Regions from separate parts of the Homo sapiens genome. Here region 1 is linked to region 2. A link is an interaction called in ENCODE POLR2A ChIA-PET data of the cell type or tissue named here. Cell type or tissue: MCF 10A. All regions are shown on one strand.

Region 1 (5,000 bases), 120 kb before region 2:
GATGGTGAGGGGAGGACAGATGTGGCTATAAAATGGCATCATGAGAGATCTTTGTGCTGATGGGAACACTCTTTACCTTGACAGTATCAGTGTCATTGTCCTGCTTGGGATATTATACTATGGTTTTACAAGATCTTCCCACTGGGGGAAACTGGGTAAAGGGTACAGAGGATCCCTCTGTATTATTTCTTGAAATTGCATATTAGTTAACAATTACCTCAAAAGTTTAGTTTTGAAAATCATAATGTATGTCCCTTTCATTTTACTGAAATAAATATTCAGAGCACTTAATAACACATTTTACAGTCCAGCTCATCTCTATGGTATGGTCACCCATGATAATATGAAAAGAACCTTTGAAAGTTGTATTTTCAGAAGCAAAAATACCAACAATACTAGGTTATTTGCCTAGTCTCACTTGGATTTTAATGAGCTTGAAAAATGCACCTGTTGTATTAGATGTAATTTTTCCTTCTTTTTTTTTCCAGCCTTTTTCTCATTGTTCTCGTCATATCAGACATTATGGCTTTGGTAAGGCATTACTGGGTAGTCCATATAAATTAGATTAAGAGTCCTGGGTTAATTTAATAAAGAGAAATATGAATGCATTTTGGTACGTGAAATCTTTAGATGTTGAGTTGTAAGTGCTGGCATAATTTACACAATAAATTATGTTCTTTTATATTAGTTATGCAGGATGTGTGCTCTTCTTCAGGTGTCAAAAGTCTTACTACTTGAATTTGTCATACCTCGTCTTCCATGTTGCTTTGTATCTGAAATGAACCTTCCAAAGAAAATTAGCAGAAAAAGCTAACTTTAAATTTAGATAATACATCATTTTTCTACTGAAATGTTGATTTTTAACCCTTCTCTCAGATTAAAAATGAAAGGAAAAGAGGGAGGGAAGGAAGGAAGGAAACAGGAAATACAGCTTTTCTGTTGGGAAGATGTTAATCAAGACGTAGCTGCAATAAATGAGTTCTGATGTATGTAGGTAGGCCTCTCTCATTAACAAAAAGAGGAACCTATTTTATGTCTACAACTTTGGGGAGTTCCCAAGACCACCCTCAGCTTTAGTAATTCACTAGAATTCACTGAAATCACTGAATGCTGTTATATTCAGTTACAGTTTATTCCAGTGCATAGGGCAGAGTCCAGGACACCAAATGCCAAGCTTCTGTTTCTCCCTGTGGAATCAGGACAGCATTACCCTCCCACTATTGATGTGTGACAGTACACATGGAGTATTGCCAACCAGGCTTACCTAAGCTTTGTTGTCCAGACTTTTTAGTGGGGCTTGATCACATACTGCCTACCTGGCTGACCTTTAATCCCTTCTGGGGATACAGCTGGTAATATGGCCCAAAGCCCTCATCATATATCACATTATTAGACTGTCCAGTGGCCAAGCCCTCAGGCAGAACCTTCTATGAGGCATGACATTCCATGACATTCCAAGGGCCCAGAAATTGCCTCCCAGTAGCTGAGAATGAACACCAGCGGTCTTTTTGGGTAAGGTTAATTTGTCACCATATAACATCCCATGCCAGAAGTAACTAGGAATACTAATAAGGGTAGCTTCCCAAATCAGATTCCTAGTCACTCGGTTTAGATGAGAGTACTTTTGTGTGGTGGTGAACCATTATTCATTGTATTTCTGAAACTGACCACACATAATGTGAGAGCAAATCAGCTTTCAGTTTTGTGCAAAGTGACAAACAGACATATTAATAGAAGAGGATTGAAATTCTGATTAATTTTGTATAAAAAAGATTGCATAAATTGACTTGAACAGCCATTTGTGATATAACTTCTGCTCATTTGATTGACATCTTCTCTTACCTCTCCATCCTTGTTTTCTCTACACCATCCTCCCTTTGACACTACCAAGCTCTCTCTGGACTCTTGATGTATATATAGGCTATTCCCTCTGCCAGAAACTTCTTTCTATCCAAACCTCCTTTCATCTGACTCCTACTTTTTACTTAGATTTCACCTTGCAATGGGAAGCCTTCCCTTCCATTCTAATCAGGGTATGAACCCCTTCCTCTGTTTCTATAATTGCCTATATTTTCCAATGATAACACTCCCTCCATCCCCCCCTTACACACACACACACACACACACACACACACACACCCCTGATAATTTGATGGAATTATTTACTACAGCCTATGCCTTGTGAGGAGGAGTTTATCTCCAGCACCTAAGACAGTGATCGGCACACAGTAGGTAGTCAGTACAGTAAATATTTGTTGGTAGATGGATGACGTGGCTTCTTTCCACTGACATCTTTAGTATTATCTAGTTTTTTTTATTGATGTTGGCTTGTTCTTCTTTATTTCTAATTATTCAGAAATGTCACTTTTGTGTTCATTTGATTGATAATTCTATTTCTGGATTTTAGACTACTGCTAATTCTAATCCAAGCAAAAGTTTCAGTAAATGACATATTCTTGTTGATTACAGTCAGATAGTGATTCTTAGAGTCAGAAATCTGAAACATACAGTCCTAAAATAGCTTTGTTTTTAGACTGAATCTAAATAGCTTTGTTTTTCATTAAGCCTTTTTTTTTTTTTACAGCATTTTTTCTTCTTGGTCAAGGATTATGGCAGCTGGCTTGATATTGGGACAAGGTATAGTATATATGGTCATGCATTGCTTAACAACAGGGATAAGTTCTGAGAAATATATTGTTAGGCAATTTCTTCACTGTGCAAACATCACAGAGTATATTCACACAAACCTAGATGGTGTAGCCTACAACACACCTAGGATATGGTACAGCCTATTGCTCCTAGACTATAAACCTGTACAGCATGTTATCATACTGAATACTGTAGGCAATTGTAACCCAATGGTAAGTATTTATGTATCTACACATAGAAAAGGTATAGTAAAAAATTCAGTGTAAAAGATTTTTTAACTGGTATACCTATCTAGGACACTTACCATGAATGGAGCTTGCAGGACTGGAAGTTGTTCTGGGTGAGTCAGTGAGTTATTACAGTAACCTTTTTTACTTTATAAGGTTCTTAACTTTTTGACTTTATAATAACACTTAGCTTAAACACACAAACACATTATATAGCTATACAAAAACCTTTTCTTTCTTTATATCCCTATTCTCTAAGCTCTTTTCTATTTTAAAATTAATATTTTAATTTAATATTTTAAAATCACTTTTTTTTACTTTTTAAACTTTTTTGATAAAAACTAAGATACACACACACACACATTCACCTAGGCCTACAGAGGGTCAGGATTTTTATTTCCACATCTTGTCCCACTGGAAGGTGTTCACAGGCAATAACATGCATGGAGCTGTCATCTATGACAACAGTGCTTTCTAGAATACCTCCTGAAGGACCTGCCTGAGGATATTTTACAGTTAAATTTATATATATATATATATATATATATATATATATATATATATATATATGGAAAAGGAGTACAGTCTAAAAAACGATGAAAAATATGGTATAGTAAATGTAGATACTGGTAACAGTTGTTTATTGTCATTATCAGATATTATGTACTGTACATAATTGTGTGTGCCAGACTTTTATAGGACTGGCAGTGCAGTAGGTTTGTTCACACCAGCATCACCACAAACAAGCGAGAGTAATGCTTTGTGCTGCAAAGACACTGCGCTATCACTAGGTCTGTTATCATCTTATGGGACCACCATGTATATGCAGTCCATTGTTGACTAAAACATCATTATGTGGTGCATGACTACACTCACGCAGAAGTTCTTAATAGTGCAGTAAAAAAAAATTAAAACTTAGTATCTTAGTATAGAAGGTGCCCATATGATTTTGAGGTAAGCGCAGCAATTAGCAATTATTTTAAGCCCCTGGAAATGAGACATCTTTCCAATTCTTGGCATTAGCACATTAGCAAATGTTTACATGGAATGCTGTGGGGAGGATGATAGATGTTAAGTCTAGAGAGAACTAAAGGGCAGCAGAAGATGCAAGATAAACTGCTTGAATCCGCGGTTTCAAAGTTGATCATTCCAGAGTCCTAGTGTGTTTTCTTAATCTCTCATCTCTGTTTAGAAAAATGAGGTTGTTCCGGTTGCAGTATGAATTTTATATGGTGGTTTAAATTTCATGTGATCATTATCTGCCTCTTAGAATCTTTAATATGGTAACCTTTTAACATGTGATAACTATTTAAAGTGTAATTTGAGGTCAGGAACAGTGGCCCACGCCTGTAATCCTAGCACTTTGGGAGGCCGAGGTGGGAGGACTGCTTGAGCCCAGGAGTTTGAGACCAGCCTGGGAAACATAGTGAGACCCTGTTTCTACAAAAAGCAAAAAAAAAATTACCCGAGTGCAGTGGCCCATGCCTGTAGTCTCAGCTACTCAGGAGGCTAAGGCAGAAAAAGTGCTTGAGCCTGGGAGGTCAAAAGAGTTTAGTGAGCCATGACTGGGCCACTGCACTCCAGCCTGGGCCACAGAGTGATATCCCATATCAAAAAAAAATTAATTAATTAGTTAATTAAAAATAAAGTATAATCTGAACAAAAAGTCAGGTTCCTTTTTATTGTGATTTAAATTTCAATGATTGCCATAACCTGTTAAATTTCTTTTCTTTGAGAAGAAGAAAGCAAAATTGACCCTTTTGCCTTTTCTTCTCCAAATGCATTCTGAGACAGAATACATTTTTGTATACTGATTTTATTTCATTTAGTCAATATTCATTCATCACTTTGTGTTGCCAGGAATTGTATGGGTTTGCAGGAGACACCATGTGTTAAACATCCTCTTCCCTCTGTTGATACCTCTTAGGCAACTCCTGGCATGTACTGCCTGGTTATTTATGTACATATCTGCCTCTCCCAATAGACTGTGGATGCTCTCAGATCCAGGATTGGATTTGAATCTCTTACATGCCATACGTGCTTGGTACGTAAAAGGTACTCCATAGAAAATTGATTTGGTTTTCATTTGTCTCTTATACTTGAAAGTTTAGGGAAAGTTTAGAT
Region 2 (5,000 bases):
GTGTGGCTGCCCCTCACACACCTCTCCTGCCTTTTCTCATCCACACTGTCCCTTGCTCCCTGAAACCCAGCCACATGGGCCCCCTTCCAGCAGATTCCCTGGTGCCATCTGCCACAGGACCTTGGCACATGTGGCCCTCTCTGCTTTTGCCACCCTCCCGCTTTCAGCTCAATCACATTTTCTTAGGGCATGCTTTTCTGGTCTCTCTGGCTGGTTCAGATCCTCCTGTAAGCCCTCATGGTACCATGCACCCCTCCTGTTGACTTCCTGCAGCTGCACTTTGTGTTGATGTCTGCGACTGTATGATTAGTGTCTGCCTTTTGCACTGGGAAGGCCAGTCATATGTTCCATGAGGACAGGCAGTCTTTGTCCATTGCTGCAACTCAACTGCTTAGCATGGTGCCTCATAAATAAGAGAACATCAATCTGATAATACTATTTTATTTCATGGCTTGAGTAATTGGTTGGACCTAAATCCCTTGACAGCAGAGGTTTCTGCCTGAGGTCCATGGAGTATGTATATACCCTTCTACAAAATGTATACAAATATTTGTGCAGTTATGTTTTTCTGAGGGAAAGTGTGCACAGAGGGCTCTATGAACTGCTCCTCTTCCTGCCAAAAAGTTAACCATGGTGGTCCTATAATTATTTGGATTTTCAAAAGAATTACCTCTTACCGAAATGGATCTTAAATAACCAACATGTGTCAGGCACAGGAGCCGTTAAGGCCAAGTTCTGACTGATTGGACGGTAAAAGTGCAATGAGACACTCTCAGTGTATTGCTTACCTAGAGAGAAAGGAAAGACCCACCAAAGTGCCAGTTCCCCACGGTCCTTTTCCCACATGTGACAGAGCAGGACACCAAGGCAGGAGGAACCATGACAGCAGCTTGAGTTGGGAGGAACCCTGTTGCCAAGAGCCCAGTCTTAGACGGCAGCTAAGCAGGTTCATCATCTGCAGTTTTTTTTTCTCAAGAGGGCAAGGAAGGAAACCTCATTCTTCTTCACAACCTGGGATATGATGGGAATTAACCTTCTAACAGCCTCCCAGAAGAGACAGGCAGGGAAGGGGAGAGGGCCTTCCAGGGAGGGCCGTAAGTAGCTCTGCAGGCTCAGAGGAGCTGCGACTCAAGTCTCCTCTGCCTGCAGGACTTATGTGGACATGTGCAGGGTGTCCCAGGTGCGAGGGGGAGCAGCTTCTTTACAACAGGTTAACAACAGAGCGTGAATATTTCTAGGCAGAGTGAGAGAGGATCATGTTGGCCCATCCAGTCATTCAGTGTGCAGGCAGAATATTTCTCACTGCTGCTTCTCTCCTGGTTTCAACTGCCGGAAACTCTTCCTGCTTTTCATTCCTCTAATTGCTTACAGTCTCCAAAACCTCAAATGCTTATTTATGTTTTTGTCCCCTAATGGTTCTCACAACAGCAGCAGTGGACCAGAGCTGTCTAGTTGTAAGAATAAGAATTTTCTGGATCCAGAGCCAGAATTGTTAGGGAGGACTGTGGTGATGCATTCTGCATTTCTTTCTCTTTCTTTCTTTCTTTCTTTCTTTCTTTCTTTCTTTCTTTCTTTCTTTCTTTCTTTCTTTCTTTCTTTCTCTCTCTCTCTTTCCTTCCTTCCTTCCTTCCCTCTTCCTTCCTTCCTTCCTTCCTTCCTTCCTTCCTTCCTTCCTTCCTTCCTTCCTTCCTTTCTTTTCTTTTTTTGAGGTGGAGTCTCACTCTGTCTCCCAGGCTGGAGTGCAGTGGCACGATCTTGGCTCACTGCAAGCTCCGCCTCCCAGGTTCAAGCAATTCTTCTGCCTCAGCCTCCCGAGTAGCTGGGATTACAGGCATCTGCTACCACGCCCGGTTAATTTTTGTATTTTTAGTAGAGATGGGGTTTTGTTATGTTGGCCAGGCTGATCTCGAATGCCTGACCTCGGGTGATCCACCCGCCTCAGCCTCCCAAAGTGCTGGGATTACAGGCATGAGCCACCTAGCTCAGCCACATTCCGCATTTCTAACAATTGCTTGAAAAGGCACTGTTTATGAGTGGAGAATTGTTTGTATTTAAGAGACAGCCTCAGGTAGTGGAAAGCCCAGTTTTGCTGCTGAGAATGTGTGGTGGTGATGATTCATGGATCCGTGGGTAAAAATGCTGTCTGCTCCCTGTCTCTGGTGAGCTGACTGTAACAAGGCCTCCAGTGAGGCTTGCGGAGACTCGCTTAAGCTCCCCGGAGGAGGTGAGGGAAAATCCCAGAAGATGCAAATTGAGTTCTCTTACAGTGAAAGGACATAGCCCCTGGTGATAAGCAGCCCACACTCTGGTTTTAATAAGCTTGAGGTTTGGTACTTCTTAGTAATGAGCAGAATTTAAAGGAAATGAAACCAACTCAGAAGTTTTAGCTCATTTGTTGTATAGCAGAAAGCACCAATTAGTGATTGGAATAGCGGTAGGTAATGTCTTGCAACGAAGTGACAAGGTAGAAAAAGGATTTGGGATTTCTCCAGCCTACTTTATGGCTGATAGAATTTTGGTCTCTCTCTCACAAAATAATGTGTAGGCCCTTATCTAATTAGGAAACAAGGTGATTGGCTGTCTAAGGCAATGTCATGCCTGAGTAGCATTGGTAAGATCCTCCTTAGTCCAGGAACTGTAGCATGTTTAAGGCCATTGTAATGTTAGCATCAACAACCCTGGAAGGGTTTTTTTTTTTTTAATTCACCCCAAGAGAATGTTTTCAGTGGAACTCAGCGACATCCTGAAGTTGAAATAAATGTCCATGTGTCTCCAAGCAAATGCCCCATGTCTCTTACATTTAACCATACAGAAGAAACAGTAAGCAGCATGAATCCTTTCATTTTCCTGGGTAATAGGTAAGTGGCAAAAAGAATTGGCTTTTGACATTGAAGGAGGCCCTAAAACTCTGACCTACTGAATGTGTTGCTGACAGCAGTGTAACTACATTGGGGTAGTGCCGGAGATGGGGCCAATCACCATGGAAAACCCTGAACCAACTAGCTGGGCATGGTGGTGAGCTCCTGTAATCCCAGCTACTCTGGAGGCTGAGGCAGGAGAATCGCTTGAACCCGGGAGGTGGAGGCTTCAGTAAGCCAAGATCGCGCCACTGCACTCTAGCCTGGGAGACAGAGCTAGACTCTGTTTCCAAAAAAGGAAATGCAGAATGCGTCACCACAGTCCTCCCTAACAATTCCAGCCCTGGATCCAGAAAATTTTTATTCTTACAACTAGACAGCTCTGGTCCACTGCTGCTGTTATGAGAACCATTAGGGGACAAAAAGAAATAAGCGTTTGAGGTTTTAGGGACTGTAAGCAATTAGAGGAATGAAAAGCAGGAAGAGTTTCCAACAGTTGAAACCCTGAAGCATTCCAGGGTTTTCTCTCCAGGAACCTCAAGGGCCACATGAAGGAACACTGGACTTTCTGTAGGATCACTGCTCCTTTGGCATCCACGGAGTCACAGTGAAGGACATTCCCAACAATGTTTTGGGTGGCTGATGGGAAGACAGTGGTCATGGAACCAAAGGATTTGGAAAAACTTACAAACGAAGACACAAACTGGAAACGTAATCCTTGAGTTCTTAAAGGCTTTCTCAGACATGACCTTGATTTGTACTTTTTTGCCTCTGAAATGGGAGTATAATTCTGCTCTTTCAAAGGTACCATAAGGGCTGATGAATTAAACAACATAAATTATTTTTGCAAATATAAAACTCTAATACAAATAAAGAAATCATAGTACATATAGACCCTTCATAGCCTATAAAAAGAATTAATGTGGATGCAGAAAGCTATTCTATTTAAATGGTTAAAAAATGAGTAGCAGTTCCTTTCTGTTTGGATTTTAATTGAAGCCTAGGGATTTATGTGAGGAAACACCTGACTGAGCATGGACAAGGACAATTATTTGGAGAGAAAAATATGGTTTTGAAATTCACACCCAGTGCCAGGGCTCTGAAGGTGCATGCCAGGTTTCAGGGAACATTGTCTGGTCTCAGGGGAGTACACATGCAGAAATTTACTTTGCTTCTAATTTATATAGTATGAGACAAAACTAAAACATGGGTGACCGTTTCCCTGAGATCTCAGGAATGTTATAAGGGATGTTGTTAATAGAAGGAAACAAATGGAAAAAATTCCTCTGCTCCCATTTAAAAATGTCACCACACTGAAGAGGAAACCCGTAATAGTGCTTATCTCTCAATACAGTTTTGCATCTGAGCTTGGCCAAAGATGTCTCCACGTTTCTCCCTGTTTTGCTTAAGCATCCCAATTCCAATGCCTAATAAACCGATAGCATCCTAGTATTGTTAGACACACCCAGAGTGAAACCTAATAACTGAAAGCCCATATCAAATCAGAGAGCTGCCCTCACGGGTGAGAGAGACAGGGAGAAGGACAGGCTTTGGGGCTGCCCAGGGATGAGCTAGGAGAGCCGAGGTCAGACTCCCGTCATGATTTGGCTCAAGGGTTTTGCATTCCAGTTTCAATTCAGGTTCCAGCACGTATAGTGACTCATAAACAGGGCACAAACGAGCATGGATGTTGTGATTAACCAAGAAAAAGGAATGGAACAAAGCAGACAGCAAAGTGGGTGGGAAACGTTCCCGGGGTTGCTGCGGAGTCAGAAGCAGGGAGTGACTGCAGGTCAGACTGCATCAGGCTGGGGACGTGTATTTCCGAAGGGGAATGGTGAGGGGGACAGAGGTGGTCGGGAGATGCCAGAACACATCCGTCTCATCTTGATGGCAATCTCACTGCAGTATTTTGGTCAAAAGGAGGGAAAAACACAGACTGGATGAGCTGGGTGAGCACAGAGAGAAGTGGGCACCCTGGCTGTGTCCCAGAATTTCCATACGGGGGAACCATGGGCCAGATGAGCAGTGGGACCACCACCGCTCATGAGGGACAACAAGCAGCCCTGGGCAGTATTGGGCCTATTCAGGCACGGGGGGAGTGAGGGTAGGGCAGGGAATGGGGATCTGCCACTTGCCTTT

The links. Peaks named below come from ENCODE experiments on the same cell type or tissue, not always from the same donor. Only the 100,000 strongest peaks of a DNase experiment are listed, where the experiment ranks them.
Region 1: POLR2A ChIA-PET joins it to region 2 with 5 read pairs; 2 of 35 experiments call an interaction of 5 or more read pairs at or near these places.

What each region holds. Positions count from the first base shown.
Region 1 is chr18:62,070,310-62,075,309 of GRCh38, reverse strand. PIGN (phosphatidylinositol glycan anchor biosynthesis class N) reads left to right here. Exons shown (of 31, transcript NM_176787.5): 29 at 489-531; 30 at 2,585-2,637. Among named protein-coding and RNA genes, the nearest start is that of PIGN, 110 kb to the left of the region's middle. In MCF 10A, no CTCF peak of the experiment used is centred here; no DNase peak of the experiment used is centred here.
Region 2 is chr18:61,949,641-61,954,640 of GRCh38, reverse strand. No RefSeq gene overlaps it. Among named protein-coding and RNA genes, the nearest start is that of RNF152, 59 kb to the right of the region's middle. In MCF 10A, no CTCF peak of the experiment used is centred here; DNase peaks (open chromatin) are centred at 2,160 and 4,490.